Linked DNA regions of Mus musculus: all the other regions are linked to region 6. Evidence: chromatin loops called from intact Hi-C (ENCODE). Cell type or tissue: left cerebral cortex. All regions are shown on one strand. Region 1 has its middle 6.2 kb from the start of Cbx8. Region 2 holds the start of Cbx4 (chromobox 4). Region 3 holds the start of Gm39482 (a long non-coding RNA gene). Region 4 has its middle 11 kb from the start of Enpp7. Region 5 has its middle 12 kb from the start of Cbx8. Region 6 holds the start of Gm11753 (a long non-coding RNA gene). Region 7 overlaps Gm35878 (a long non-coding RNA gene).

Region 1 (4,000 bases), 160 kb before region 6:
TGAAGGTTACTACCAGCATGTAGCAGAGACCAAGAGTGCCACAGAACCACACAAGGCAGTCCACCATACAAAAGTCCACCATCCCAGAATATCCAAGAAGCCAAGTTTGAGAAAAACTGGCTTAATGGGAAAGATATATATTATATATATATATACATATATAATATAATATATTCATGTTCATAGTCAGATATATACTCATATATATCTGATACATATATATACACATCAAGAATATCCATCAAATATATATATCCATCAAGATATATATTTGACATATACATATATGTGTGTATACATGTGTGTGTATATACACACACATATATATGTATATGTACATGTAGATGTATATATATACACACACACACATATATACACATATACATACATATACACACACACACTCCCATCAAGGATGTTTATATTTGTCTGACAGCAGTGAGAAGCAGTTGTTAGATGCTGGTAGTAACCTTCATTATGGGACAATGATGGCTAATTACTGGGCAAGTGGGATGTTTACAGGCCTCCAGCCACCACCGAGCTTCTGAGATACACAGTAACTCACTTTTCCCCCCTTACAGAGTACATAAAAGTAAAACCAACACTCTCACCTCCACAGTACCATGTTGGGAAGCTCTGAGAAGGGCAGGAAACATCTGGTCAGGGGCCACCTTGACTCTCCCCCCACAACTGATGAAGGGAAGACAGGCTGTTACACAACCTTCCCCAGCCCAAGACTTGTGTTACTCTCTTCAACATTAATTTTATTCATAAATTTCCTTTGGCCTCCCAGGAGAATAGAGTTCCTCTGAAGTGTAGGGGAAGATGGGCCACTCCTGGCAGAAAGGCTGCTTGGGACTCAGGCCTGGATGTCAGGCTGTGGGGAGGCGTCAACACTACAGATAGAAACACCTTGTTGCAGAGATACGACTTTAAAAAAAACGTATGTCTTTTTATTTTTGTGCATTGGTGTTTTCCCTGCATGAATGTCTGTGAGGATGGTGAATCCTCTGGGACTGGAGTTACGGGTTTTGAGCTTCCAGGTGGATGTTGTGGATCGAACGCAGGTCTTAATAGCTGAGCCATCTGAGCCATCTCTCCAGCCAGGGAAACCCATTCCTTGTTTCTTGCAAAGCAGGCAGCTGACGATTTGATTTCCCTTTTGTTGTCTTCAGTGCCTTTTGTTTCTTTTCTTTTTGAAAAGGTGGATAGGGGCAGTTAGATCATAGACCTCAGGTCAGGACAGGAACAAGTGCTGGCCCCATTGGCCAGCTAGGCTCTCTGAAAATCTATGTCTACAGGGACAAGGTCTCCAGACCAAAGTTGAGGGGGCGGGGCTGGCCTACATTGATGTTTATTAATTTCTGTGTTCCTAGTCTGACCACCTAATCAATCCACCTCCATCCTAGAGTAGGCACCACTGACACCAAGTGGAGGGCACCTGGTACGATTGGTGCAGCTGGGTTCTAGGCCAGTGAACACCACCTCCCTCCTGTCCAGCCTGCGTGGGTCGAGGCCGATTCACAAAGGCACAAAGGTGATGCTGGGAGAAGCCGGTTAAGAGGAAAGAAGGCTTTTCTTCACGTCTATCAGACGTGAACCAGAGAGGGGGAGGGGTGTACTTGGGACAGGGGCTGACGCCGTTGCCTGTAGAGGGCGCGCGCTCCCCACGAAGTTCGTGTCGCTGGACTTTAAATGATGATGGGGAGGAGGGCGGAATCCCCCGCTGTCCCGTGCTGTGGTAAACTCAGTTGCACTGTCTACACCCCTGCTGCTCAGAGTAACCACCCGCCGAACCGTCTGCGGCCGCAGAAAGAAAGTCCAGGCCTCTGCCTACTGCTTCTCCCTGCTGTCAGCTAAATTTCCATCCTTGATGGCACCCGTTCGTGATCCTATTCGCTCCTACCTTGGGATCCCGTTGAATCCGAGCCGCCCCTGGCTTGAAGGACTTTTTGGTGAAAAGAAAAAAGCCGTGGATGCATCCGCAGAGAGTGGAGCAGGCTTGCATACCACTGTCGTCCTGGGCACAGCACCGGGCCTTCGTCAGAGCCGCGCGCTGTGAGCATCCAAGAGTCAGGGAAAAAAAAAAAAAAAAAAAAAAAAAACCGGCTCTAAGTAGAGCCATAAGTATTCCATTCAATCCGTGTTTGTGTTGGGCAAGGCTCAGCTCCGACAGCGGCTCTAACACGTCCTGCCAAAGAGAACGGACGGAGGGAGATCTGTCTGAACGAAGGCTGTCTGGAGCCAGGGGTCCTCACACCCGTGCTTTGCTCTTAAGGAGAATACACCCAGAAAATTCTCTGAGGAAGCCCTGAACCCAGGTTGAAGTTGGTGGTGACCAAAGAAGCGGAGAAATCCCTAAGGGTCGGTGCGGGATTCCAACCTATATTTGAGGGAGGGGCTACTGCTGAAGTCACCAGGCACAGTCACAGTGCCTTCTTGTCTCCCTGATGGCCATCGCCCTCCAGAGGGCCCAGTAAAGAGCTTGCTCGACCCAGAGCACCTTGAGGTGGCCTAAGAAACAGACCTTGGACCTCTTGGCGACTGAGACAAGCTGACCGCTCAACTGGACACTCAATGACCTGCTCTGGCAACCCCGGACCACAGACGTTGACCCACAGCCTCCCACGCAGGTCACTGAGCTGGAGGAGGAAGGTGGGGCCAAGGGCAAAAGATGTGACCTGGTCCGTATTCCCCCCTCCCTCCCCTTGGGCTCTGCGTGTTCGCACGGATTACAGCTTTTTCTGCAAGGGAGCGACGTCTACCCAGGAATATGGAGGTGGAACTAGGTTCAGTACTGGTAAGGTCCTCTTTGGGAATCCGGAGTATGGGTCGCCTTTGCAGCCTCAGGACCCCGCCTCTCTGCTGAGAAGTCTGCAGCCTAGAAGACTGAGAACACCCACCATCATCACCCCATGCTATGTTCTCCATCGGCAGCCCCTCATCCAACCTTGTGGTATCTACCCGAAAGAACACTAGGGTCCAAGAAGCCGTAGGGACTGGTGGTGGGAGCGCGGGGCTGAGGGTCGGCGGCTCCCAGCTCACTAATCACATCAGCGCGCTCTGCGCCGGCTCCAAGCAGGCAGTTGCCTAGCAATAGCCGCGAATTCAATTCCTCAATCAATAGACGGAGACTCTGCATTTCGGGGAGCACTGGTGAGGTTGGAGGGGTCTGGGGCACAAGTCCTGTGACAGCATTGAGGAGCAGGCTCGGGTCAAGGGCAGTGAGGGAGTCAGCATGGCTCCTGGTTGTCAGGAGCTATGGAAGTTTGGTATGGAAGGGTGTTTAGCGCTGGGGGGAATCCTCCCTCAGAGTGAGTAGAGCCCAGAGGTCGCGCACACTTCATCTCAGGAGTCTCCAATTCTGCCGGCATCCCAAAGAAGTTAAGCCGGCAATGAAGACAGCTCGCGGAAAAGCTCAGAAAGGTCACGACTCGCTCCCTCCCCAACCCAGCTCCCCTCACTCTCACTGAGGGGTGTCCTAGTTGGGAACCGGCCTTTGTCGGGAATCCAGACCTTTTTGAGAGTATGAGAGTGGAGTGAGGGACATCAAGTCAGAAAGGCAAGTATCCTGCCTTTCCAGGCTACCTCTTCCCTGTTCTGGGAAATAAATAAAATAATGAAGCCAAGACACGTGTCTATTTACAAAGCATATATTTAAACACGTAAAAAGTGATACTGGATACAGACACATTCACAACCCAAGATAGGTACCAAGGGTTCACTCTTGAGCCGAGGCAGAGATCAGTTGGAGATTTATACATAGCTGAGAACTCATAAACCCAACACCCAGGCTCCACAGACTCTGAGCCGCGTGGCCCCCGACCCCTGCCCACCCCCACCCCCACCCCCAAGTCAGCCTCTCAAGAGCGAGCTAAGGAGACACACACGACGGCCATGGACAGACGGCAGGACGACGAGGGCAGTGAGGGCAGAATCAGGAAGGTTGGAGGGAAGGAAGATACAAACGAGGAAGGAGAGAAGAGAAAGGGAGTCGGTA
Region 2 (4,000 bases), 100 kb before region 6:
CAAGGTTGCCAAGGGAGGGGGTCACGGAAATTCAGGTACAGTATTCCTAGGCAGATCCAGGGTCATCCCCACGTAGTCTTCCAGCAGTTTCCCAAAACACAAGCCTACCTTCCCCAGCCCTACCCTGCCCCCACTCCCAAGCTGCAGCAACCGCCAAGGACGTTGGTTAGAGAAGCCCAGGCCGCAGCCTTGCCCATCCGGATTTGTTGGGGGTGGGGCTCCTGCCTGCCCCCTCCCACCCCTTCCCCTTTTCCCACTGCTGCAAGCAGTCATCCATCCCCTATGGCCCACCTATGTATGGCCAGGGCAGCAGGCTGCTCACCTGTTCTGGAAGGCGATCAGCAGCCGGGGATCCAAGATGTTCTCCTCTGGTTCCCACGTGTTATATCTTGCAAGTGAAAAAGGAACGGGGCGGGGAGGGGGGGCAGAGTGTAAGAAAAAAAAAAGGCCAGGTTGGGAATGACATAAGGCCCTATGTGGCTTCCTGAATCAAAGGCTATGGATGTGGAGGGTAGACAGTAGGTTTCTTAAGGCTTAACATGGCCCTTGATTACCCCCCAAGTTAAAATACACACACAAGGGCAGGAGGAAAGGAGGGGGTGAAGAAAACGAAACTAGCAGTTTATTTTGCAGTCGTCAAGAATTTTAAGCATGTTACTGTGACGTGTTCCAAGGCCACTTTCCTCTCCAGAAACCCTCCGTGCAAAGCAGCCCAAAAGCAAAGTCGCAGTCCCCCTCCCTATCCCCAGCCCAAGTCTCCAGTAGGGCTTCAGCTGGTCTGCATTGGACCCCTAATCCGGTAACTCACAGCTCAGCGCCCCCCTCAAGGCCCAGGAGACCGCTGTCACTGGCAAGCAAACCCCAAATACTCAGCAGTACAAAAATATGCCTCTCTTTCCCTCTCCCTCTCCCTCTCCGAGTGTGTGTGTGTGTGTGTGTGTGTGTGTGTGTGTGCCTGCGCCTGTCTCCATCCGGTGCCTTCGCATTTCAAATTAAAAAAAAAATTCCCCATCGAAAGAGCTGCAGTGACAGTTCCCAACATTTTCTGTCTTTTTTCTTCCCTACCCTGCACCACCAGGAGGGAGGACGCATACAATTGCATTTTCGTCGCTTTTAAAAAAAATTTTTTTTTTTTTTTTTGGTTTTGCAATATGGAGCCGTTCGGTGGAGGGAAAGGGGAAAGGAGCCATTTTCTGCTGCACATCAGTCAGTGCCTGCGCCCTCCCTCCCTCCGCCGGCCTCCCGGGCTCGGCCCCGCGTCTCTCCAGCTCCTCCGGCTCCTTTTAGCGCATAAATTAGTGATGGCATTTCCCGGAGAGCGGAGCACAACACAGGGCGCCCGGCTCGGGCTCGGCTGCTCCGCTTCCCAGTGCCTGCCACCGACTTCCCCACCCCCTCCTCTCTCCACCCCACCTCCACCCCGCCTCCCGTCCGCTCCCCCACCACCCCACCAGCTCCACGGGTCTGCTGGCCAGGGCGCTTGGTGCCGAGGCACCCGGCCCCCGCCGCCACTTACTTGGGGGACCAGCCTCTCCATTTCACCAGATACTCCACTCTGCCCTGTAGGGGGGGAAGAGACAGCACTCCATCAGCTTCCGCGGGATCCCCGGCTCCGGCCCGCAGCCTCCCCACCCCCTCCGCGCCTCTCGCTCGCTGCTCCCGCCGCCGCTCCCGCGCCTCGGCGCCGCCACCCGCGCGCCACCCCTACCTTGCGTATCCGCTTCTTTTCGATGCTCTCCACCGCGAAGACGTGCTCGCCAACAGCTGGCAGCTCCATGGCCGAACCCGAGCGCTCAGGGGCGCAAGCGGCCGGCGCGGCTGCAGACACAGCTAGCTCCCGCCGGCGCCCCGATACGATCCTGCGCGTGGACCTCGCCACGCGCCCGGCCCCCGCCGCCGCCACTCGCCCCTCAACAGCCTGGCCGCCGCCGCCGCCGCCGCTGCCTGCACCCGCCGGCTCTCAGCTCGCGCTCGCTCGCTCGCTCGCTCGCTCAGACAACTGAGCCCGGGCCGCCGCGGCACGAGAACTCATGCAAATCCCGGACGTCAGCGGGCGGGGCCTCGCAGGGCCCAGCTCGGCGTCAGGAGGCGGGACGCGCCTCGGATTGGCGCAGCCCGGCCTACCCGAGGCCCCCGGTCTGGGCAGCAGGGAAGGAGGAGGGCGCGGGAGGAGGCTGGGGAGGAGGAGGGCGCGGGGAGGTGCAGGGGAGGGATCTGAGAGCCGGGAAAGTGAGCTGGGGCCGCGGAATAGAGGTGTCTCTGCCTAGGCGGCCAGGGTGGGCACCTCGACCGGGCCCACTCTGATCCGCAGCCGGACACTTGGGACTCTCCCGTCCCCACCCTCGGCCTCTGTTTCTGCTTGTGCAAGGCCCGGGGATCCCTGCTGGGGGCCACGGAAGCACCCGCTGCACTTTACAGTTGCTCCCAACTACATCTGTCCAGCAGAGCTCTGGAAGCACAGGGGACTTTCCGGCAGGGGGCGGAATGGAGGCGGGGGCAGTTCAGGACCCCACCCTCGGTGCCCACCGCCCCGCCCCGCCAGTCTCTGGGCATTTAGGCCGCGAGGTGGGGAGAGAAAGAGCCAGAAGACTGAGGACTTGGACAAGTGGAGGAGCACGGAGAGGCGAAGACAGGGACAAAGAAACAGCTGGCCACGGGGCATTTAGCACTCAAGAACCTCAGCAGAAAGGGGCTCTGAATCCGATGCCACCCAAGATTCTGAACGGCTTCTAATTTACACTTGGTTCACTCATTCGCGGGGAAGGGGCAGTTTCTAAGCAAGGCCTCTTGCTTAGTCTGAGATGCTGGGAGAAGAGAGAGAGAGAGAGAGAGAGAGCGAGAGAGAGAGAGGGGGAGAGAGAGAGAGAGAGAGAGAGAGAGAGAGAGAGAGAGAGAGAGAATGAATATGGGGGTGAATGAGTCTGGGGGGTCCAAGGGGACTTCGTGGGGCTTCATGGAAGAGCCTCAAAAGTAAGAGTGGGGAGGACCAAGTAGATGTTGAGGCGGAGGGTTGGTGGATGAGTGGACTGCGAGAAGGGGAGGGGAAATGGCCAAGGAGCCACAGTGTCTTCCTGAATTCCCGTCCTCTGGTCTCTGACAGCCAAGCCCTGCTGACGCGGCCTTTGGAGCCCTGGAGTGTGAAGTTTAGCACCTCGGAGCCGGCCAGCCCCGCACGTTCAGGGGTATTCAGCGCCAGCGTCCGGCTGGGGGAGCTGCTGCGCCAGACGCGGCCTTCCGAGGGCGCCACAGTGGGCCTGGGAGATCCGTGGGGTCGCAGTGGGTAGACTTGACAGAGAACATGCCATTCTAAGTGGGAGGGTAAGGGTGTGCCTTGCCTGTGGTGCGTCCGGGGCCCCAGCTCAGGGCTCCTGAAGAACGTGGAGCAGGAAGCTTGCGCAATCCCTTGGCTGAGCGTCCACAGAGACAGAAAAAGCGCAAAAGAGGAGAGTGGGTCGACGGAGGGGGAGGGCAAGGAGACGTCCGAGTCTCTGTCCCTGCTTTTATTGCGTCTCAGGGTGCCTGGTGAGGACTATGTTGTGATGACTTGCGAAGGGCCAGGTGCAGAAGTGAACCCCCAAAAGCCTGCCAGGGCTTGTGTTTTCCCAGGCATCCAGTAAAAGTCTTCAGACGGTTAGTTTGATGTTGCACACACACGCTGACTCCACGCACCTCCACTTTGCAACACTGTGGCTTCCGCTGTTGCTTAGCGGCAGCTCTCTCAGAATTTACTCCTTAGAGTGTTGAGGTGGAAGGGGTCCTCTTCTGGAGACAAGAGAGTACTCAGTGTGCAACGGCTGGTCTCTGACTATCATAAGGCCCAAATCTAAGAGTCTCCAAGGAGGGGAGAATCGCAAGATGGGATGTGGGTGACTACCGTCACCCCAACTCTTGGGGCTGGAGGGGCACTAGAAAAGGGCCACCCCTACTATATTTGGATGTTTTATACACACACACACACACACACACACACACACACACACACACAAACACGGTGCCTAAC
Region 3 (4,000 bases), 99 kb before region 6:
GGGCCCCAAGAGAGGAGCGATGTTCCCTCGCCCAGCGGTAGGCCCGGGCTTAGAAAGGCAGGGCAAAGGATCCGATCCCGGAGAGGCTGGGAACTTTTTAATGACCGAAGAGTGGAGAATAGTTACTGAGAACCCAGTCTTGGAACAAGCGTGACCCGTGCCGACCGGGGGAAAATAAACTTCTTAAAGGAGCCGTCTCGGTGAATGGGTTCCCCGTCCACGAGAGATTGCCGTCGCCGCCCTCTGACCCCAACTCTGGGCTCTGTTTGGAAAAGGGGGCCTGAAGCTTCCCGGACCAGCTGCCCCGGGTGGATTTCAGACAGCCAAGGGGATTTCAGTGGGCATGACCACCAAACTGCAAGGGCTCGTTTCTCTGCCACGTCCTTAGTAGGGAAATTGTCTTTGACTTGAGAGCTGACGTTAGTAAAACAATTTTTAAGCGGCGGCTTAGCTTGGGGGAGCTGACCCGGTGAAACTGCCGGGGGTGGGGTGGAGAAGGGGCGTGCGGGAGGGAGCCCTACACTCCTTCCCCTGCACACTCCAGGAAGAACGGCTTTGTTTGCCAGCGATCTGCTCCACGCGTCCCCCCACCCCCATTTTTGCCCTCTGTCACACCACCCGCGAAGGATTTGTTTTCATTTGCACCGCGAAGCCGCCCCCCTCCCGACGTCTCCAGGTCCCACTCCAAGAACCCGCGTAGTGCTGGATCTGCGGTGCAGATAGACTAGAGGTGGCAGGGTACACGGGCAGGGCCGCGGGCTTCGAGGGCCGGGGCAGTGAGGCAGTGGCCCTGGGCAGAACCTGGGCACCCTTGGGGCCACAAATGCCCTGCAGGGCCGTTCCTCCGCATTGCGGCACGCTGGGGTCTGCGGGCGCCGAAGCGGGACGGGTGGGGGATTGCGACGTCCGCTGGTCCATCCTCTCCCAACGTCAAGAGGTCTCCCCAGGCTGGCCTGAAGGAGCCCACCCGCCTAGAGCCCCGCTCTCAATCGCGAGGCTCCGCCGGCCTGGGGATCCGCGCCCCCGGGACCATATTTCATACATGATCTTTGAAGCCGACACAATTGTCCACCGCTGCTGCTAGCACGCGCACACAACGGCCTCGGCAAACCCTGTGCTTTTTATTTGGGTTTCACTAGCCCACCGCCTGGCCCAGGGTCCCCTCTGGCGTGGAGGTGAGCCCCGACACACCCGCCCCTTGCAGTTTGCTCTCGGGTGCCCCCGTCGCGCGCCCAAACCCAGCGGGGCCCACACACAGGCCAGATTTCTTTCTTTCTCCCCCCCACCCCGCCCCAACCAGAGCTAGCTGCTGCAGCCAGCCCCGGAAAGAAATGAAAATCGCTCCGGCGGACCCCGAAGAGATCGTCAGCCGAGGCGCCACCGCCTCCCCGCCCCCACCCGCCTCCCCAGCTCTAGCCTCACGGCGCGCAGAGGGTTAAGCGCGCGCCCGAGGGGGTATTTGGATCCTGGGTGGGAGAAGAGGGGGCGCCGGGCACAGCACGCAGAGTAGCTGGGCTCGCTTTCGTCTGGTTCCCCCAAAACCCTAGGCAGAGGGGCGGGTCGGATCGGAAAGGCCAGGCGCGTCTCCACCTCCCTGGCTGGCCTGGCCGGGAGCCCGGTCTGGCCGCGGCCCGGAACGGCGAGGACGCTGTTCAGAGGCCGCGTCCTGCGCAGCCCGGGAGGGGGAGGGGGAGGGGGAGGAGGCGAAGGCTGGGAGCCCAGGCTGCGCGTCGCCTGCAGCCGATCGATCCCCTGGGGCGGGAGCGCCGCAAGCTACACTGAACACCTGGGGGTGGGGGGTTGTCCCCACAGGACCTAGGGCCGAACGAAGATGGTGGTCGGGGATCTTCTGGCGGTGGATGGCGGCTGGTAGGGTCCAGCCTACTGTCTGGCCTGCATATAACGCCTTGGGCACCCCACCCCCAAATTCTACATTGTGTTTGTCGAATTGGGCTTGGGGCGTTTCTACAACCTCATCTGACTTCGGTGCAACTTTGTCCTTCCCCGTGGAGCGCCCCCAACTTCCCGGGTCCAGGCCCCACCCCCACGCGCAATGACGAAGTCTTGGGATGTGGTCACTAAGTCCAACCTTGTGACCCTTCTTAATCCTGAAATGTGTGGGTGTCCCCTTGATTCCACCTCCAGAAAGATAGTCTCGGTCAAGGAGCCCCCTTGCCCAACTCATTTCTCAAAGATGTTTTCCAGGGTGGCCCCTGAGGACTTCTGGGACATCTGCTTGGCCCCTTACCTGCCAGCTCCAGTGCTCAGTGGTCCGAGCTGGGGCAGGGGCGCAGAGGCCTGCACTTGCTGAGCCCTCCCCTAGGGGGCGAGCTCCTCTCGGGCTGGCTCGAAGCTCCCAGATTGCCCTGGCTGTCCTTAGTCTCTTTGACACATGTTGGGCCCAGTGTGTTTATAGGGGGTGTCTCCCTGTCGCTGGGGTGGCCTAGCAATCTTTGAAGGCCCTGCCTCCTATGCTCAACCCCGCCTTCGCACTTCTGAGCCTTTGGATAGAAACAGCCATCCTCTGAGAGACTTTGAACCCTAGGAGTTCCTGAACACCCAGGACTAAACATATCTTAGGTGAGGGCCATTGGTTCCTCTGAACCCTCCCCACAACCTCCACCTCCCCACCCCAAGCTCAGTGCTCTTCCTCCCAAACAGGAGTCTCCTGAGAGGCAAGCATGCATTGTTAAATTGGAAACCTTTAAAAGAGTCCAAGGCACCCTTGTTCTGTTCTCAAAAGAACTACAAAGAAGGGACAGGTACCCGAGGGGAACCAGTTTTACAGTCAGTAGTGGGGGTCCTGGGCGAACTGGAAAAGGTCAGCTGGGAAGCACATGGGCTTCTACAAGAAGCCTAACAGGGTACAACGGTGCCTATCCCTTCAGCGGTTGGGAAGAAAGGCAGGAAGAGCCAGGAGTTCAAGGTCAGGCTGGACTACATGAGACCCAATCTCACAGTGAAGTGCCTGCACTTTCCTACCTATGGATGCTTCCTGGTGACTATTACTGAGACTAGAGAGCTAACCTAGGTAGGGGAAGAGTGACCACAAGTCTTACATAACTGTAATGACCTTCAGAAGGATAAGGGGTGGGCCAGACTGTGTCTCTCTGGGTTTTATTTATTTGTTTTGACACAGGGCCTTGCGTAGCCTAGGCTGCAAACACCTAATCCATCTGCCTCCACCTCCTGAATGTTAGGATTACAGGCCTGGGCCATCATGTGCAGTTTCAGACTCTGTCTTGAAAAGTACGTATTTATACTCACCGGAATGACCTAGATAAAGCTCCATGCCACCGGCCCTAGCCATTGGTTGAAAGAACTGCTATGCGTGTTGTTCCTGTTTGAGAAAGGGCACGCTCCTGCACGGAGTCATCTTAACAGCTATCCATTTCCAGTGCAGTGCCCACGACGCCTAGGGATTTCTGAAAATGTTTTCTTTTTTTCAGGCATGTGGGTGATCTTGAAATCCCGGTCCTCCTGTCTCTTGCCTCCCGAGTAGTGGGATTACAGTTGTGTACCACCATCCTGGATTGTGTGCCGTGTTGGGGATCAAAGCCAGGTGTTTTTGTATGCTATGAAAGTGGCCCACCGGCTGAGCCACACCCCAGCCTTAATCTCCTTTATTATTTTTTGTTTGGTTGGTTTTTTGTTTGGTCGAGACAAGGTCCCACTATGTAGCCTTGGCTAGCCTAGAACTCGATATATAGACCACACTTGCCTTGAACTCACAGAGCTCTGCCTGCCTCTACTTCTTGAGTGCTGGGATGAAAAGGGTGTGGTATCATGCTGGATCATAATTTACTTTTTAAAATTATATATTTAAGATTTGTGGTAATCTCTATATGGTAACACATGCCTGCAATCCCAGCTACTTAGTAGGTGGTGGCAGGAGAATCTTTTATTTTTCTTTATTATTTTTCTTTATTTTATGTGTATGTGTGTGTGTCCCTAAGTGTTTGTATATGTATGTTCAGTGCCCACAGAGGCCAGAGTAGGA
Region 4 (4,000 bases), 190 kb before region 6:
CCATTGCCAGCACTCTATCGCTCGAGCACACACACACACACACACACACACACACACACACACACACACACACACACACACTAGCCCTGTCTCTATGGCTGGCTCCAGCCCTGTCACAGGCTTCACTTCAGTCTCTCTGGAAATCTGCCCCACCTGGATGGAGATCAGATAGAGGGGTCACCCCCATTTCTTACTCCAGATGATGGGTGAGCTGAGGGTTTCTTCCTACAGAGCTGAGCTTCCCCTGTGCAGAACAGGGCTGATATATATATGGAATCACCCAAAAAACAGCCAGCTCCTTGCCAACAGTCACTGGCTTCTTGGTCCTGGTCAAGTTTCCCCTGGGCCTTAACTCTGTCATCTGTAAAATCAGGGATTGTGACCCAGGAAGGCAGCCCATGCCTGTAATTCTTAACTCTCAGGAGGCTGAAGCAGGAGGATGGTATGTTTGAAACTGACCTGGTCTGCATAGCAAGAGCCTGCCTCAAACAAACAAGCAAGCAAGCAAGCCTTGTGGTGGCCTTGGTGCTTCAGAGCTGGAGTTCACAAATATGTTTTCTACTAGACAGGATGACAGATGCCAAAACACTGAGAAAGCCCCCACCTCCAAATCTCCTTCAAGCATACTTGTTCGGAAGCAGAAAGTTTCTGACTGGTACTTCCTGACAGGGCAGGGGTCACCGGTGCACCTGGCTGGATGCCACATAGCCACACCCGGATGGTGATGCAACTGTTTCATCCAAGTGACATTGCAACTGTTTCATCTGAGTGACATTCCTGGTTAGGATCACCTTTGACAATCTACTTACACATATTACTGTTGCCTTTTAAAATAAATGTAAGGGAGGCAGGGAGAAGGCTGGGGGGAGGGGGGTGCCTGCTTCCCAAGCCTGAGATCGGATCTCCAGCACCAAAAAAAAAAAAAAAAAAAAAAACCTATGGTGAGTTGAATCTATAACCCAAACACTGACCCTGTCTCAGAAAAAACAAGGTGGAGGATTCGGGAAGATGGCTCACTGAAGAACAATGCTTGCCACCAAGCCCATGAACTGAGTTTAAGTCCCAGACCCCACATAGTGGAAGGGGAATCCACTCCTTGAAAGGAACCTTCTGACCTCCACATGTGCACTGTGGCAACCAGAACACACACACACACACACACACACACACACACACACAGTAAAATGTAACTTAAAAATAAAAGTGGAAGGTTGCCAGGAGTGGTGGAACATGTCATTAATCTCAGCAAATGGGGGTCAGAGGCAGAAAGATCTCTGTGAGTTCAGGGCCAACCTGGCCTACATAGTGAGTTCCAGGACACCCAGGGCTGTACAATGAGTCCTTGGGTCAAAGAGTAAAACTAAGGTAGAAGACATTTGATGTTAACCTCTGGCTTCCGTATGCACATGCACATACAAGCAAGGGCAGGGGCATACACATACGCAATTCATCTTGAGGCAAGGTTTCATTATGTAGCCTTGGCTGTCCTGGAACTCACAGACATCCACCTGCCTCTGCCTCCAATTGCTGGGATTTAAAACGTTTGTTTTAATTATTAATTAGTTATTGCCAGGGTTGGCAATAAATAACTAAGTAGAAAAAAATGGGCGAATTTAAAATACTATTTTGACTAGATCACAGAGCAGGCAGGCTCCTGCCTCCTCATCTGTCATCTGGGAAGCCAGTGCAGAAAGCTCTGCAGGAAGGCACTTAGCTTCCCCAGGGCCAGCATCTGAACGGGTCCCCAAGCTCCCATGGAGATGCTCCGTTACCATGAGCTATCCTGGCTGCCTCAGCATGTCCCCAAAAACTGCATGGGGAGTCTCTCTGCACAAATTTCTGAGTGTCACTGACCCAGCTCAGACTCTGCACAAACTCCAGGGAAACAAAGCCATGTCCCTCATCCCGTACCCACAGGGACGTGGCTAGGCAGAGGTAACGGCATGCCACCCTTTCAGTGGCCTGTCAACCGGAAGCAGCATATGAAACATCCTGGGACCCACTTGGGTGGTCCGTGTGGGGACACAGAAAGCCCCCTTTGTCAAGAGGCCCCGCCCCTTCAGAGTTGGTTCTATGATGCCGGCTGTCGCCAGGAGGTGGCGCTCCTGGGCTCCTCAACGACAGAAAAGCCTTTCCCAGGCAGCTTCTGCAGTGGGCGAGAGCCACCTCAGCTACTGCAGCTCTGATTGCTCAGACTCAGCCTCGGGGATATCGGCAGGGTGCCTCCAAGAGAACGGGGCGGTTTAGAGAAAAGAAGCGGGATGCTGAAGCCCAGACATCATTCCCCTCAGGGAAATCCCCTGCTTTCCCACACTCAGCATCAGTTGGTCTCAGATTTGAGCACACGCACAGCGAACGCGAACGCGGGGCGCACACTGCACGCCTACAGGCACGCGCTGAATCCAAGTGTGGGTAGGCCTAGGGATCTACGTGTCCAGGTACTTCGCATTCTGCCAGCCAGGACCCCACAATCTAGAATAAATGGATGGTGGGTGGAAATTAGTCTCACCCAACTTCCACACTTCGAACCAGATAAAGACAGACATCCTCTGAGTTCGATCCCAGTGGGACCTGGCCAGCCCTCCCTAGAGGTGATGCTGTGATAGAATTGAGTCCTTCCACAAACCAGTAAGCCAGTGGCTTCGAATCGCCCCATCGACCTCCGTTTCTTATTCTGGCGGGGACCCATTAGGAGGATCTGCAGGTTCCTAAGCCGGACCGCCCAGCTTGTGATAACCTCGAGCTATGGCTAATGGACGGGTGCACGACCAGCAAGAGGGACATCAGGTGCCTCCACACACAAGCACAAGCCAGCTGCTCCCCCAACGAACAACGTTAGCTATTAGCACCGGAGCTTGCAAATGACCCCCAGGGATCGTGTCTAGAGCACCCCGTTTACCCCGGTTCCGGGGATGTGGCTCCCCTCCCCCACATTGCCGGTCTGGATGTGCAGCTCCCTTCCCCACGCTTGGCCGCAGCAGCTCTCGGTGGCGCCGGGTTGGAGGAGCATCTGTTGCCAAGGTAACCCGCGGCCTGTTCTGGCGCCTGGGGCTGGACCACTGCGTTCGAGGCGAGCTGAGCTCAGAGCTGGAGCAAGGTTTGGAAGCGGATGCAGTGCAGGAATCCCGCATGCACTTCATGGCTCACCATTGCACACACTAGGCACGGAAATACACGCAAAAAAAAAAAAAAAAAAAAAACCGCGAAAACGCGAGATACTGGCTCCTAGCACTGACGATCTTACAAGTTGGGCATGACACACATGCTGGTCACCACACACTCGCGCGCATATTGAAAGATCTTGATGTCCCAGAATGCACTCTGGAAACATCCCCAGGGTCTGGTGGAGAAAATAGACCTTTATGAATAGGGTTGCACACCTGGGTCTGTGGACGTGCAGTAGTCACAGGCCTTGCTGTCCAATTTGACTGCCCTACCTGCTGTGCTTGAACATGGGAGTCACCTCTGTCACCTGGATTCTCGGCGTTATAGCCTGGCACCCTGATACTGGATTATTAGTGTGGTCACAGCAGTCTTGACTCTCTACCCACCCCCACTGCCCCAAGGAAGCGACCCTGGCATTGGCTTCTCTGTTGTAAGAACAAGAAGCAAGACCCAGGAAAAACGTTCAAAGTGTCCACCTGGACATCTCCCCAACTGCATGTGAATCGTGGTGAAGTAGCTTCCTCGCAACTTACCCCGTAAAACAAACACACTGGACAGCTCTGGCTGAACTCAGGCAGGATTCTCCAAGACAAAAGAACCCCTTAAAAATCCCAGCCAGTCCTCTCCCCAAGAGCTGAGATCAACTTTTAAATTTTATGTATGATAAACCTATGTCAGGTTTTATGTGCGTCTGCATGATCCACCAGCTAATGAAATCATTAATCACTAGGTAGAAAATGGGTTTTTTAGCCACTGAACACTAGAGGTCACAGGAAGTAATGTTTTTTAATTTTAGATTACATACATGTTCTCCTTGTAGGCTTGCGCTTGGGTG
Region 5 (4,000 bases), 140 kb before region 6:
CAGACAAGCCATGAGATTCCAGGACAAAGAGTGGTAGCTTTGATAACAGAAGTAAAAGACACCAAAGTGTGTGTGTGTGTGTGTGTGTGTGTGTGTGTGTTGTGGAGGTGGGGAGCAAGACGAAGCCACTTCCTCTACCCCTGTCAGTGTGTCACTGAGATCTCTCTGAGTCTGTAAGTCAACCTGCTAGCCCGAGAACTCTCCCAGAGTACTCTCTGCAGATTAGGGGCCCCTCCTAATTGTGGGGTTCAAAGCTCAACAGGATCCAGGAAGCTCTTAGGTTCACTGGGTCAAGTTCCCACCTCTAAGACCAGCAGACTCTTTCCCACTGCTGCTGGGATGGGCCTCCTCCACATCTGGATATAAGTGCTTTGAATCACAGGAACTCTGGACCTTTCATGCACACACCTGTACGTTCCAAAGCTGAGCCAAAGGGTCCCAAGCTCGGAGTCCTAAAACAACAAGGTTGCTGCTACCTCTCAGACACTCCTTTCGTTGGGGTGTTGCTCCAACGATCTGGGAAACTCATGTCTGGACTTTTGGGGGGACCAGCAGGGAGAAGTGGGGCACAGGTAGGAGAGGAGGCGATTATAGAAGGGCAGGTTAGCGCTGAAGCTGATATCCATCAACACATTAGCCAGGGGAGCCTCTGGGGAGTGCTGGGTTCCAGTGCCCACACATTTTTATTCCTCAAACCTGGCATGCAGCCTGCCTAAGAGGGTGTGCCAGAGTGGGTGTCTGTAGCTCCCATCCCTGGAATGAGGGCTGCACCATCATAAGCTCTGTACTTAATGCATCTTGGGCTTTTATTCCTCACCCTGCCACCCTTTGATTGGAGCTTGTTAACCCTGTTAAAAAGGAGAGACGCAGAGAGGCCAGCACCTCACTGATGATATTAAGCTGAGGGGCAGGCTTGACTTGAATTTGACCCCCTAGAAGTGAAGGGAGGGGCTCAAGGTGGCTCTCACAGGTATAGACCGGGGCATAGAAGGATTTCCTACTAATGGGCTCCTCTCCAGGGCTGCTGAGAGAGTGACTGGCTAGGAACTGTGGTAGAAGCCACCTCCAGTCCCTAAGCTGAAGGCTTAGGTGGGCCATTGTGTCATATTGACCAAGCCTGGGCTGCTCTGGGCTGCTCAGGTTTGCTCTGCCCCTGGCTTGCTATGGTGTTTTGAAGATATCCCTTGGTCCTGATCAAAGTTTCTGCCTAGGAAGTAAGCATTCTGAGCAATCACTCTTGGGGCAGCTTGGTGTCCATGTGCATCAAGAGAGCATTCAGACAGGTTTATTGGTGTTCCAGAATTTCTGAAGAATACATGCTGATGGTTGAACTGCTGAGGCACACAGAACAGCATGCAAAAACTAAACCATGGACACTCCTAGTGGAAATAACAATATTCCTGTCCAAGTTATACCAGGTACAAGCTTTACTCTCCAAAATGCAATGGTGCCCTTTGGTGCCTAGCCAAGAGCTACCAAAGGGCTCGGGAGGCAGGAGGAAGGGTCCAGTAGGGAGTTCTGGTGGCCAGACCACCTGCTCAAAAAGGACAACTCAGAGAGATAGATCCTCACTCTGGCTCCGCGAGACTGGCGGCTAGCTTCAAGTCGGACTAATTCCAGGTACGTGCTATAGGTGGCATCCTGCTACTGGAAATGGCCTCTGTGGAGGGGGAGGCTGTCTCTGAGGCATCTCCAGGCACGAGGGGAGCTCCAACTAGGCTCAGACAAAACTGCACAGAGAGGGGAACCTGCAGGGCTTCTAGGATGTGCACCGGGGGACCACATTCTCAGAACCAGTACTAGTCTCCTGCAGAGACTTTTCTCAGACCACCAGCCGGTGGGGACTGGAGAGCTGGAACATTCCAGGAGTGTCTCCTGTGAGCAGTGGGAAGGAGGGAAAGACCTCAGTCTGCACTCAGTGGGGGTGCTGGGTGAGCTACCTAGATCTGTATCACCATATAACACCCTCGAGCTTGCACGGACTGGGGGTCAGGGGACTGAGCTAACTCTGCCCAACTAGACGTCCTTCTGGCTCAACACCGTTGTTTTGGACATCCTGGCTCAGGATTCACACCCTCTCCTCAGATTTCTTCCGGCTTGAGTGGAGAGAACAAGAACGCAAGTTCTTGCTGGAGCACTGGGGTCAGCAATCAAAGCAGTCTCAGAGGATGACCAGGGTGCGAGCAGGGTTCACCTGAGCCAACTGTCTTTTCATCCCCAACCAGCACTAGTCCCACCCAGGTGGCCTATTCCCTGAACTAGGTTCAAGGGAGACTGGCCTGCCGCAGCAGCAAGCTGTCACTGGGAAGTAGGGCCAGCCCCACAAATGGGAAGGGATGTGATGGCCACACCTCTTACGTCTTCCTTACACACAGCTTGATTGGCTTCAGGCCTTCCCGCCCCCGGGGCTCCAGGCCCTTGGCTCAGCTTCTAGCCTCCTCCTAGTAACAGCCACATGTAGCCCTTGCCCTTGGACCTGGGCCATGGACATCAGATAGGCCCAGAGCCAAGTGTCAGGAAAGGTGGGATCCTGGGACTCATGAAGGAGGGACCAGAAAAATCTCAAAAGACAGCTGGAGGGACTTTGAACCTCCAGAGAACTAGCCCTCCCTATCTCCAGGCATTTGGCGTGGTTTCCTGAGATTCTTAACCCCCACCTTCCACGCCGCACTCGCTTTTCCTTAAGCCCAACACAGATTCGCTCCTTTTCATTTTTTTTTTAAACAAAAGCAATTAGATTTCAATCCTGATTCATTTGCATTTGCACCTCTGAAACCCGGTGGGGGAGGGAAAGCTGGCGGGAAGGAGGAGACGCACAGCTGGCCGAGCTGCCACTAGGCCGGCCACATCTGGCCAAGTGCGGTGTCCACCGCGGACCTCCCGCGGTCAGCGCCGGGAGCCTGCGCACCGCAGCCGCTCGGCGGCGCACTCATCGATCGCCCAGGCCGGGAGCGGAGAACAAGGTATAGCCTGTATTTAGGTTCCAGTCCTTATATGGCGATGCGCACGAGCGCCAGCCGAGCGGCCGCACCATATAAGGACACACGGCAGGCGCCGGGCTGAGCTGGTGCACGCTCATTGGCCGACGCGTCTCTCGGCAACCGGGCTCTCACGAGTGGAAAGGAGCCAGCCGCCCCCGCCCGCTCCCCGCCCCCTCCCATTCTTTCTCCCTTGGCATCCCGGTTTCTCGCCTCGGCACCCCTTTTCCTTGCCTAGCCCCCAGTTTTGCTTGCACCTTCTCCCCATTTTTCCCCTGATCAACCCCCTTCCCCTTCGCCCTCGTTGTCACTTCTTCTCCTGTGTCCAATCGGCCTTTCTTCGCCCCCCCCCCCTTTGCTCACATTCCCACCCCACGAATCCCCCTCCCCAAACCCAGAGAGCAACGGAGATGGGCGGGAAGGCCCGGATGCGGGAGAGGAGCTAGCGTGTGTGTGTGTGTGTGTGTGTGTGTGTGTGTGTGTGTACGCGCGCGCGCGCGTGTATGTGTGTGTCTGCCGCAGTAGCTTCTGCAGCATCAGGTCCACGCATGCACACACGCACCGCGCTCTGGGAGCAGTCCGAGAGCCCCTCTCTCAGACGCTGCCCCCCACCCGTTAATCAGAGCAATTAGCTTCGGAAGAAAAACGCTTGCGGGGCTAGGGGTGTGCAAACCCACAACAGCCAGTGGGTACCACCAAATTAGCATCTCCCAGGGCGTCCCTTCGGGCTGGATTTCTGAATACAATCATGATAATGATAAATCGATGTCTCATTTAAAGGTTACTTTTAAAACCTGAGAATTGTTGCGAGGGAGGGGGCGAGAAGCCCTGGGAATGGGGGAAAATGGGATAAAAGAGAGACTCTCGGATTTACTGGCCGAACGCAGTGGCTCAATGATTGTGGGCTGGAGGTCAGATGCCCAGCGCTGGGCCCACAGTGGGGTGGGAACTGGCAGCGGCAGAAGGTGTCGCTATGTCGCTAATTCTCTAGGGACAAGACACCGGATCACCTCAAACTCAGG
Region 6 (4,000 bases):
TCCCTCTGTGAACACAAACTCACTACCTTAAGAACAACATCCTCACAGCCTGAATTTTCTCCTCCCTAGAAGGATGGATAATGAACGTGCATGTGAGCGTGCGTGCGTGGGTCCATGGGACCCAGGGCCTTGTCAGGCACGTCAGACAAGATCTGCCACTGAGCCCCACCCCTGGCCCTATATTCCAGGTTGTGGACCCGCCCACTGTTCTGCCTGATCACCCGATCTTCCACATCTGCTTCTTGTGACCCACGGGGCTGTGAACGTGGATGTGCAAGGCCAGTTGAACCACTGCTCTTCTAAATATCATTGTCCACCTCTTCATTTCTTCCTGCTCCTCCTCCTCCAACCCCTTCCCCGCCCCTCCCCCTCCCCTACACCTTCCTTCTTCCCCTCTCTCTCTTCATACTTCTTTCCTTATTTATTTTTTTATTTGTTTGAAACAGGGGCCTGGAACTCATTATGAACCCAGGCTGGCCTTTAACTAGTGATCCCCACTGCCCGAGGCTGCCTCCTGAGTGCCGGGATTACAGGCACGCACCCCCACACACACTAGCTCTAGTCAGGGTTTTTTTGGGGGGGTTTGTTTGATCCCTTTTTGGTGGTGTCAGGGATTGAACCTGGGTCTTGCATGTGCTAGCAGGCAGCCTCCTTCCCAGTCTGTGTCTTTCTTTTGCTCCTTAAGATATGTATCTATTTTATTTGCATGTGTTTTGCCTGCATGTACACGTGTGCCACACGTGTGTCCTGACACCCATAGAAGTAGATGAGAGCATCAGGCCACTAGAACTGGAGTTACAGGTTGTTGGGAGTCACTGTGTGGGTACAGGGAACCTGAGTTCTCTGCAAGAGCAACAGTGCTCTTACCTCTCTAACACTGCTATATGGACCATGAACCATCTACATAATAATAACAGTAAAAAAAAAAAGATCTGAAGGCAGGTAAAATATCTTGCTACTCAAGCATGAAGCCCAGAGTACAAATCTATAGGCCCCGGATGAATGCCATTCCAAACCAACACTGTGGGGCAGAGATCGGATCCCTGGAGCAAACTACTTAGCTAGATTGGCTCTCAGATCAATGAGAAAGCTGCTGCAATATCTGAAGAAGACACCCAGTGTCAATGTATGTGGGCCTCGGCACACATGTGCACATACGCACAAAGCCTGCTATAATGACACGCACCTGGAATTTCAGTGTTCGGAATCTATGTAGAGAGCCATCAGGACCAAGCAGGATCAAAGCCAACCTCAGCAACATATCATGTTTGAGGTCAGCCTGGGACATGAGACCGTATCTCAGAAAAGTAGGGGCAGAAGGCAAAGGTCAAGCCGGACAAGGCACCCTTGAGTCAGTGGGCCTGTCTTGGTGGGTCATGTGCCCACAGAGGGTGAGTAGACAGGATAGGAAGCAGGCTGTATTCAGCTGGCCACCCACTCCAGGTGAGGCCTTTGCTTTAGGGACAGTGGCCAAGCCAGTTTGGAACCTGTTTGGTCTCTAAAGAGGCAGGCTGTGGCTGGCTCAAAGTGTTGGGGACATTCACCACCACCCAAAGAGAAGGCAGAGGTGATGGGGAAGGAGAAGGCAGGCTTTGGTCTCAGCTAGGCCACAGCAAGGAGCCAGGGTCTGGTTCTGAGTCGTTCCACTGACCAAAACTAAGGCAGTTGCCATAACAACTGCCTGGGGGGGGGGGTGTCGTCTGCTGTCTGGACCGTTTAGTTTTCCCTAAAACCAACCACATGAAGGAAGAACAGGAGGGAATGGGTGTGGTGTCCAGGAGGAAGGAATGGGTGGAAGTGTCGGGTGGATGGCCCCTGCTGATCTGGGAGAAGCCTGCCATCTGCTGGGCACCCAGAGATCCCTCCAGCCTGCCCTGCCAACTCCACACAATAGAATTTCTGGGGACAGCAGCTGGCTGCTGCGGTTTACTGTACGAGGCGAGGCGTGGCAAAGAGGAAGGCTGGGGCTGTAGTGCTCAAACCCTACCCTGCGGTAAGAGGTGGCCACCGTTCTGCAAGGAGCTGAGGCCCACGTGGGCCCTTTGGGGATTGCCATGCCCTGCGTCCATGACTGTCCTCAGCCACGGCCACTGCCCATCCTGACAGATGCCCCTCAGCTCCTCCCAAGGTATTTCACCCCAGGTGGGCCTGGTGCAGGCTGTGACCGTCCCTGACATCCCTCCCTGAGCACCCACTACTGATCTTGGCAGCTGTGGCCCGGCCATTCTCAGAACTGACCCTGTCAGGGAGATTGATGGATGGGGACACATGTTGGTCACGCAGCCTTACCTGTGAGGTCTTTCCACATCTCTCAAGAGGGGAGTCTGTGACCCCAATAAAATAGTGATCCTTGGAACTACAAGCCCCCCGAAGCACCTCGGGGAGGAGACTGTCACTTGACAATGGTCCCTGCATGGCTACCAGACTCAGAGAGACTAAGCTACCGAACATGAATCTCGCTGTGTTTAAATATTTACAGACGTTAGTGGATCCTGATACCGTTTCCATCTCCCTGTGCTGCCCTCTTCAGAGCCATATTTTATCTCAGGGCCCGTGGTCCACAGCCTCTCCCAAGGGCTGTCTTGTTGGAGGGTCAGGTGCTAGCCCCATTGTGCAGTGGACAGGCAGAGCTGAGAAATGGCCCAGGGTTTGGCTGCCAGGGCCCACCACTAGTGTCCATGTGTTTTACCCTTCGAAGCTAAGGAGGAGCAAAGCTGGAGGATGACTGTACAGAGTAAAGTGTGGCTAAGTAAGTGGGTGACTGTTTATGTGGACCCCTGAAACAAGGTGGCACTCTCTGGAATGGGGGCACACTCTGTACGGAAAGTGTCGGGTCAGTCATAGCCCCATGTCCTGTATGCCATGACACAGGTGCCTAGGGAGAGGAACTGAAAGAAACAGAAGGTGCAGTTTGCTTGGCTGCAAAGTGCGGGCATGCAAGCCGGAGACAGATAAGGATGTCTGCATCTCAGGACAGAAGCCCCCCAGGTGTCTGAGGGTTTCATCATATGTTGGTTACATTGTGACAGCCAGCATGGGCCCCTAGAGGCACTGCCTGATCTCCCGGATGCCCAGTGAGCTGCCACGTCATCCCCTAAGGGTGCCTGAGACCTCAGGCTGGCCTTGATGATCAGAGCTGCTGATGCAATAGACAGGCCCCAGTGAGCCTCAGGAGCCTGTGCAACCAGTCGGCTAGGTTACATCAGGGACCCCAGGAGGCTGTGGAGAAGTTCCCAGCCCTGGCTCAGGTGCCTTGGGTGGGAGGGGGAGCAGGAGGGAGACGACCCGTCTCTTGGGACACTGCCTCTTCAGCTTAGGGGCAGTAGTTTCCTTCCTTCCTTGATGACCCGGGAGCTTTAACTGGAAGTGGTCAGCTGTTGAAGACCTGCCAGCCTCTGCTGACAACAGAGTTGAGTTCAAGATGACCCTGACCAGCCAATGTCCCCACCCTATATCTATCTCTATATCTACAGCCCAGTTCCCTTGCAGGTGACTTCTGGAATCTCAGCTCAGAGAAGGGAGGAGTCTGGGCTGCAGAATTTACTCACTGGGATGGTGAGCCAGCACAGCCCTCTTGCTGGAAGCCGTACAACCATTACAAAGGGAAAGGAAAAGTCTGGCCAAGAACCGGTAAGGAGAGGTGAGGCAAGACCTCAAGAGTACAGACCCACACTCAACCAGAGAGAGCTCAAAGCCATGGACAAAGTAGGTCCCCTGAGCAGAGCGAGCCCGGTGCTGCAGGGCCCTGAGCAGTGAGGGGCCCTAGCCATGGACAAAGCCGGTCGGTCGATAAACAGAGTCATGGACGACAATACAGTGCACTGTATCAAGGGCATTCAGGTTATGAGCCACTCCCGATGCTCAGAGTGCAGTAATCCCATACTGAACTGTGTTCTGAGTACACAGGACGCGGGCCAGGGAGAAGACAGGACACAAACTTCTTTAGGTGACTAGGTGACGCTGTGTGGACCCCACACTGAATGGATACTGATCTGAACAC
Region 7 (4,000 bases), 81 kb before region 6:
CTCAGAGTATAAAGAAGGGGCTCTGGGGAGATCTTGAATAGGCCAGTTTGGGACAGTAGGGAGGGACAGACACAGGCACACATGCATGCTTACATGCAGGGCATTGGAGCCAGCACAGGGGTGCACGGGACAAAGAAGACCGCAGGGTGTGGGCTGGAGCAGAGGGAAGGGGTGGTGGGAGCTCATGATGGCCACCTTGGAAAAGGAGAGGTAGCCAGTTTGGAGAGGAGAAGAGGGGTGACAAGGTGGCCTCCCTGGCTACAGTTTTCAGAGGTGAGCTCATAGGTCGGGTGCCTGAGAATAGGGAAGATGGCAGACTCTGTAGTCCTCCCCTGTGCCACTACAAGACCTTTACTCTGCTACCAGGGGAGGAGCAGGAGCTCAAAACTAGGTTGTGGCACCCAGTTTCCATGGCACCCAGTTTCCAAGAGTGTTGTGTACATGGTTGGCTGGAAGTGCCCTTGGGTCCCTCCGCTCTCCCCATCAGAGTCCTAGGGAGAGCCTCTCATGCAGCCAAAGTGTTAATGGAACAAGTTCGCAGCTTCTCAGAAATCTCACCCTCCCCAGGGCTGCCCACAACTCTGGAACCCCAGTTCCAGGGCATCTGGTACCCTCATCTGGCCTCCAATGGCACTACACATACATGACACACATACATAGATGTTAGCAAAATAACATATAGATAAAATATTTTAAAAAGAAAGAAAGGAAGGAAGGTTGCCATAGTACTGAAGCAGGAAGATTGGAAGTTCAGGGCCTGGGGCTGGAACCGACTGGCTCAGCCATTGAGAGCATTGGCTGCGCCATCTGCACAGTTCTGGGAGTTGGGTTTGCCTGTGGTACAGGTGCAGGGAGGTAGGAGGAAGCCAACAGCCTTCGGGTCACTGACAGACCGTGAATGAGGCTCCGTGACGGAGGATGTCATGTGAAATGCTTCTCTGTGGTCGTTTTTTTTTTTTTTTGTTTGGTTTTGTTTTGTTTGTTGGTTTGGTTTGGTTTTTGTTGTTTTTTATTTGTTTTGTTCTCAACTCACCTCATAACAGGAAAACACTTAAAAGAGGTTCTTCGTATAGCTGGATTTCTTTTCTTTAATTAAAATAATTATTATTAGGCTGGAGAGATGGCTCAGTGGTTAAGAGTACTGACTTTCCCTTCCAGAGGTTCTGAATTCAATTCCCAGCGACCACATAGTGGCTCAGAACCATCTGTAATGGAATTGGATGCCCTCTTCCAGTGTGTCTGAAGACAGCGACAGTGTACTCATATGCATAAGATAAATAAAGAATTCCTTAAAAATAATTATTATTGCACTGTGCATGATGTGTGTGCCATGCTACAGTGAACATGCAGAGGTCAGAGGGCAGCTTTGGAGTCCATTTTCTCCTTCAGCTTTTCCAGGTGTCCCTTTTATGTGTATGGTTAAAATATTTATTATAAGGTACACTCTTACCAAAAGTGTTGAAAAATGTGTGTGTCTTTGTGTGTGTGTGTGAGAGAGAGAGAGAGACAGACAGAATGGGAAGGTGGGAGAGAGGAAGGGAAGATAGACTTCCTGTCTCTTGTCATCTCTCCCAGCTCCATCTCAGGTCTGCTTGGTTTGTATTGAGTTTTCTCTTTCTGCGTGAGCACACATTAAAATGTATGCCCAGCACTGGTGACAACCGGCTGACACCCACACTCACTCTGCTTTTCTACTTCTTTCTACCACAGAAGACTTAAGTGACTAAAATTAAAACCGAAACCCCTAGCTACTTGACACTGGGTGGGTTACGTTTGCACAGTTTATCAAATAAAAGCACGCGGCACCCACTTTGAGATTCAGAACTGGGACATGTCCATGCTGGAGTGTCCTATGTGTCTGTCTGGCTTTCAACTGTGGTTACTGCCTATAGGCCCTGTACAAGGGCCCACCCCTCTGAGGGCTGAGAGGAAGCCACTGGGCCTCAGGCCAGTGTCCTACCTTCAGGGTGGACTCTGGGACAATGTTTAAAATTCCTCAGTAGGGACAGATTGATTCCTGCTACCTGCTGGGCAGCCGGCCAGGGTGTTCCTTTAACCCTCTGGAGAGCAGTGCAGACACTTTGCCTCGGGTTCATCCTGTCTTGGATTGTTCAACCTGGAAGAGGTTCTGGGGCTAAGGAGACACTCAGGGAGTAAAGCGTTTGCAGAGCATCCAGTTCCAGGAACCAGTGCAAGGAGACGAAAGGAAGGAAGGGAGGGAGGGAGAGAGGGAGAGAGGGAAGAAGGAAGGAAGGAAAGAAGGGAGGAAGAGAGGGAGATAGGAAGGAAGGGAGGGAGGAAGGAAGGAAGGAAGGAAGGAAGGAAGGAAGGAAGGAAAGAAGGGAGGGAGAGAGGGAGATAGGAAGGAAGGGAGGGAGGAAGAGAGGGAGAGAGGGAAGAAGGAAGGAAGGAAGGAAGAGGGAGAGAGGGAGAGAGGGAGGAAGGAAGGGAGGGAGGAAGAGAGGGAGAGAGGAAGGAAGGAAGGGGCAGAGGGAGGAAAGGAGGAAGGGAGGAAGGGAGGGAGGGAGAGAGGGAGGGAGGAAGGAAAGAAGAAATACAAAACCACAAAAAGCTAGGAATGGTGATCACTCTTGTAATCCCAGCACAAGGGAGGCTGAGACAGGCAGGACCCTGGGGATCACTGGCCACCGTAGTCCATTTGGTAATCCCCAGACCAGTGAGAAACCCTACCTCAAAAGAGGGGGCTCTGGAGATGGCTTGGTGCTTAAGAGCACTGGCTGGTTTTTTGGAGGGTGGGTGGACACCGAAGTTCAGTTCCCAGCATTCACTTGTCAGCTCACAACTGCCTGCAACTCCAGTTCCGGGGTATCTAACATTCTCCTCTGCCTCTAAAGACACCCGTCATGCATATGTGCATATGACACACAGACACACATTCAGGCAAGACACACCTACACATAAAATAGTGCGATTGGTTCCTGAGGAGCAACAGCTAAGGTTAAACTCTGGGCTCTACATACAGACACATGATGTATACTCACACACATGTATACATGCACACACATACTCACCGATCCATATACAAACACATGCACACATACACACACACACATACATAGACAGATACACATACATATGCACACACACACAAACCCATATACAAACACATGCAGACACACACACACACAAAAACATACACCGACAGACACATATACATATGCACACACACAAACCCATATACAAACACACGCAGACACACACGCAGACACACACGCACAAACACACACACAGGTTCTGAATACATTCTGCTTGACTGGAGCTCCCTCACCTGAGAGAATTTGAAGAAAGCTCATCCAGGCTTTCAGCATGGACAGCATGTGAGGCCCGGGGCAGGCAAGCTTTGGGGTTCCAGTGCCACCAGCTTGGTATGCCTTCTATGGTGGGTCTCTGCGATGTGGAGAGACCTCCAGGGACGCTGGAGCACACAGCTTTTAGATAAAAAGTCCCTCTTGCCCCAAGGGTTGGTGGGACCTTAGGAGTGCTGGCACCACTGTCCTCTGAGCCCTCAAAGGATTCTTTAGAAGGAGTTCAAGGGCTTGGTCCCCGGGGAGAGGTTAAGTAGCTAAAATGAGGATTAAGTGCTGGCCTGGCTATGGGCGTGGCCTGGGGTAGGCTATGGGCGTGGCCTGGGGGTAGGCTATGGGCGGGGCCTGGGGTAGGCTATGGGCGGGGCCTGGGGTAGGGTTTGGTACCAGCTGCTGTTCCCCAGCTCCCCTGCCTGCCTGCTAGGCCCTTGCTGCTAGCCTCTGGCTGTCTCTTCCAAAGATCTTGGGTGTGATCACCCTTATAGATCCGGGGCACTGAATGTCTCAGGGAGATTCAAGACGAGGTCCTAAGACCCACTGTACACCATCCCTGACAAGGTGGTTGAAAGGCAGAAGTGAACAAGATTTCTTTAGGGACGCACCCTTCCCTGTCCTGGGAACAGAAGTCTCAGGGACCCTGGCAGAGTCTGTAGCCAATATAGCAGAAGCAGGTA

The links. Peaks named below come from ENCODE experiments on the same cell type or tissue, not always from the same donor. Only the 100,000 strongest peaks of a DNase experiment are listed, where the experiment ranks them.
Region 1: it touches region 6 in a loop (5-fold over the local background); 16 of 42 quality-filtered maps call a loop at or near these places.
Region 2: it touches region 6 in a loop (4-fold over the local background); 32 of 42 quality-filtered maps call a loop at or near these places.
Region 3: a loop joins it to region 6, with 3 times the contacts of the local background. A loop is called at or near these places in 31 of 42 quality-filtered maps.
Region 4: it touches region 6 in a loop (6-fold over the local background); 9 of 42 quality-filtered maps call a loop at or near these places.
Region 5: a loop joins it to region 6, with 7 times the contacts of the local background. A loop is called at or near these places in 19 of 42 quality-filtered maps.
Region 7: a loop joins it to region 6, with 2.6 times the contacts of the local background. A loop is called at or near these places in 10 of 42 quality-filtered maps.

What each region holds. Positions count from the first base shown.
Region 1 is chr11:119,032,666-119,036,665 of GRCm38, forward strand. It overlaps a transcript of Cbx8 not described here. Among named protein-coding and RNA genes, the nearest start is that of Cbx8, 6.2 kb to the right of the region's middle. In left cerebral cortex, a CTCF peak has its summit at 1,652 (motif pointing right); a DNase peak (open chromatin) is centred at 1,670; H3K4me3 peaks cover 297 bases.
Region 2 is chr11:119,084,241-119,088,240 of GRCm38, forward strand. Cbx4 (chromobox 4) reads right to left here and starts at 1,997. Exons shown (of 5, transcript NM_007625.2): 1 at 1,709-1,997; 2 at 1,517-1,560; 3 at 323-388. The coding sequence starts at 1,777. In left cerebral cortex, CTCF peaks have their summits at 1,576, 2,469 (motif pointing right) and 3,216; DNase peaks (open chromatin) are centred at 81, 939, 1,422 and 2,120; H3K4me3 peaks cover 2,637 bases; H3K27ac peaks cover 2,423 bases.
Region 3 is chr11:119,089,435-119,093,434 of GRCm38, forward strand. Gm39482 (a long non-coding RNA gene) reads left to right here and starts at 3,707. Exons shown (of 2, transcript XR_880343.1): 1 at 3,707-4,000. In left cerebral cortex, a CTCF peak has its summit at 2,315; DNase peaks (open chromatin) are centred at 1,669 and 2,236; H3K4me3 peaks cover 1,372 bases.
Region 4 is chr11:118,996,693-119,000,692 of GRCm38, forward strand. No RefSeq gene overlaps it. Among named protein-coding and RNA genes, the nearest start is that of Enpp7, 11 kb to the left of the region's middle. In left cerebral cortex, a CTCF peak has its summit at 2,085 (motif pointing right); DNase peaks (open chromatin) are centred at 2,135 and 2,916; H3K4me3 peaks cover 983 bases; H3K27ac peaks cover 266 bases.
Region 5 is chr11:119,050,430-119,054,429 of GRCm38, forward strand. No RefSeq gene overlaps it. Among named protein-coding and RNA genes, the nearest start is that of Cbx8, 12 kb to the left of the region's middle. In left cerebral cortex, CTCF peaks have their summits at 1,635 and 2,912; DNase peaks (open chromatin) are centred at 1,660, 2,418, 3,023 and 3,525; H3K4me3 peaks cover 1,089 bases; H3K27ac peaks cover 260 bases.
Region 6 is chr11:119,188,794-119,192,793 of GRCm38, forward strand. All of the region lies in intron 3 of Tbc1d16 (TBC1 domain family, member 16), which reads right to left. Gm11753 (a long non-coding RNA gene) reads right to left here and starts at 1,753. Exons shown (of 2, transcript XR_880347.2): 1 at 1-1,753. Gm36111 (a long non-coding RNA gene) reads left to right here and starts at 3,158. Exons shown (of 2, transcript XR_389225.4): 1 at 3,158-3,409; 2 at 3,490-4,000. In left cerebral cortex, a CTCF peak has its summit at 1,865 (motif pointing left); a DNase peak (open chromatin) is centred at 1,861.
Region 7 is chr11:119,107,889-119,111,888 of GRCm38, forward strand. Gm35878 (a long non-coding RNA gene) reads left to right here. Exons shown (of 3, transcript XR_389219.3): 3 at 1,159-1,296. Among named protein-coding and RNA genes, the nearest start is that of Gm35878, 4.8 kb to the left of the region's middle. In left cerebral cortex, no CTCF peak of the experiment used is centred here; a DNase peak (open chromatin) is centred at 1,663.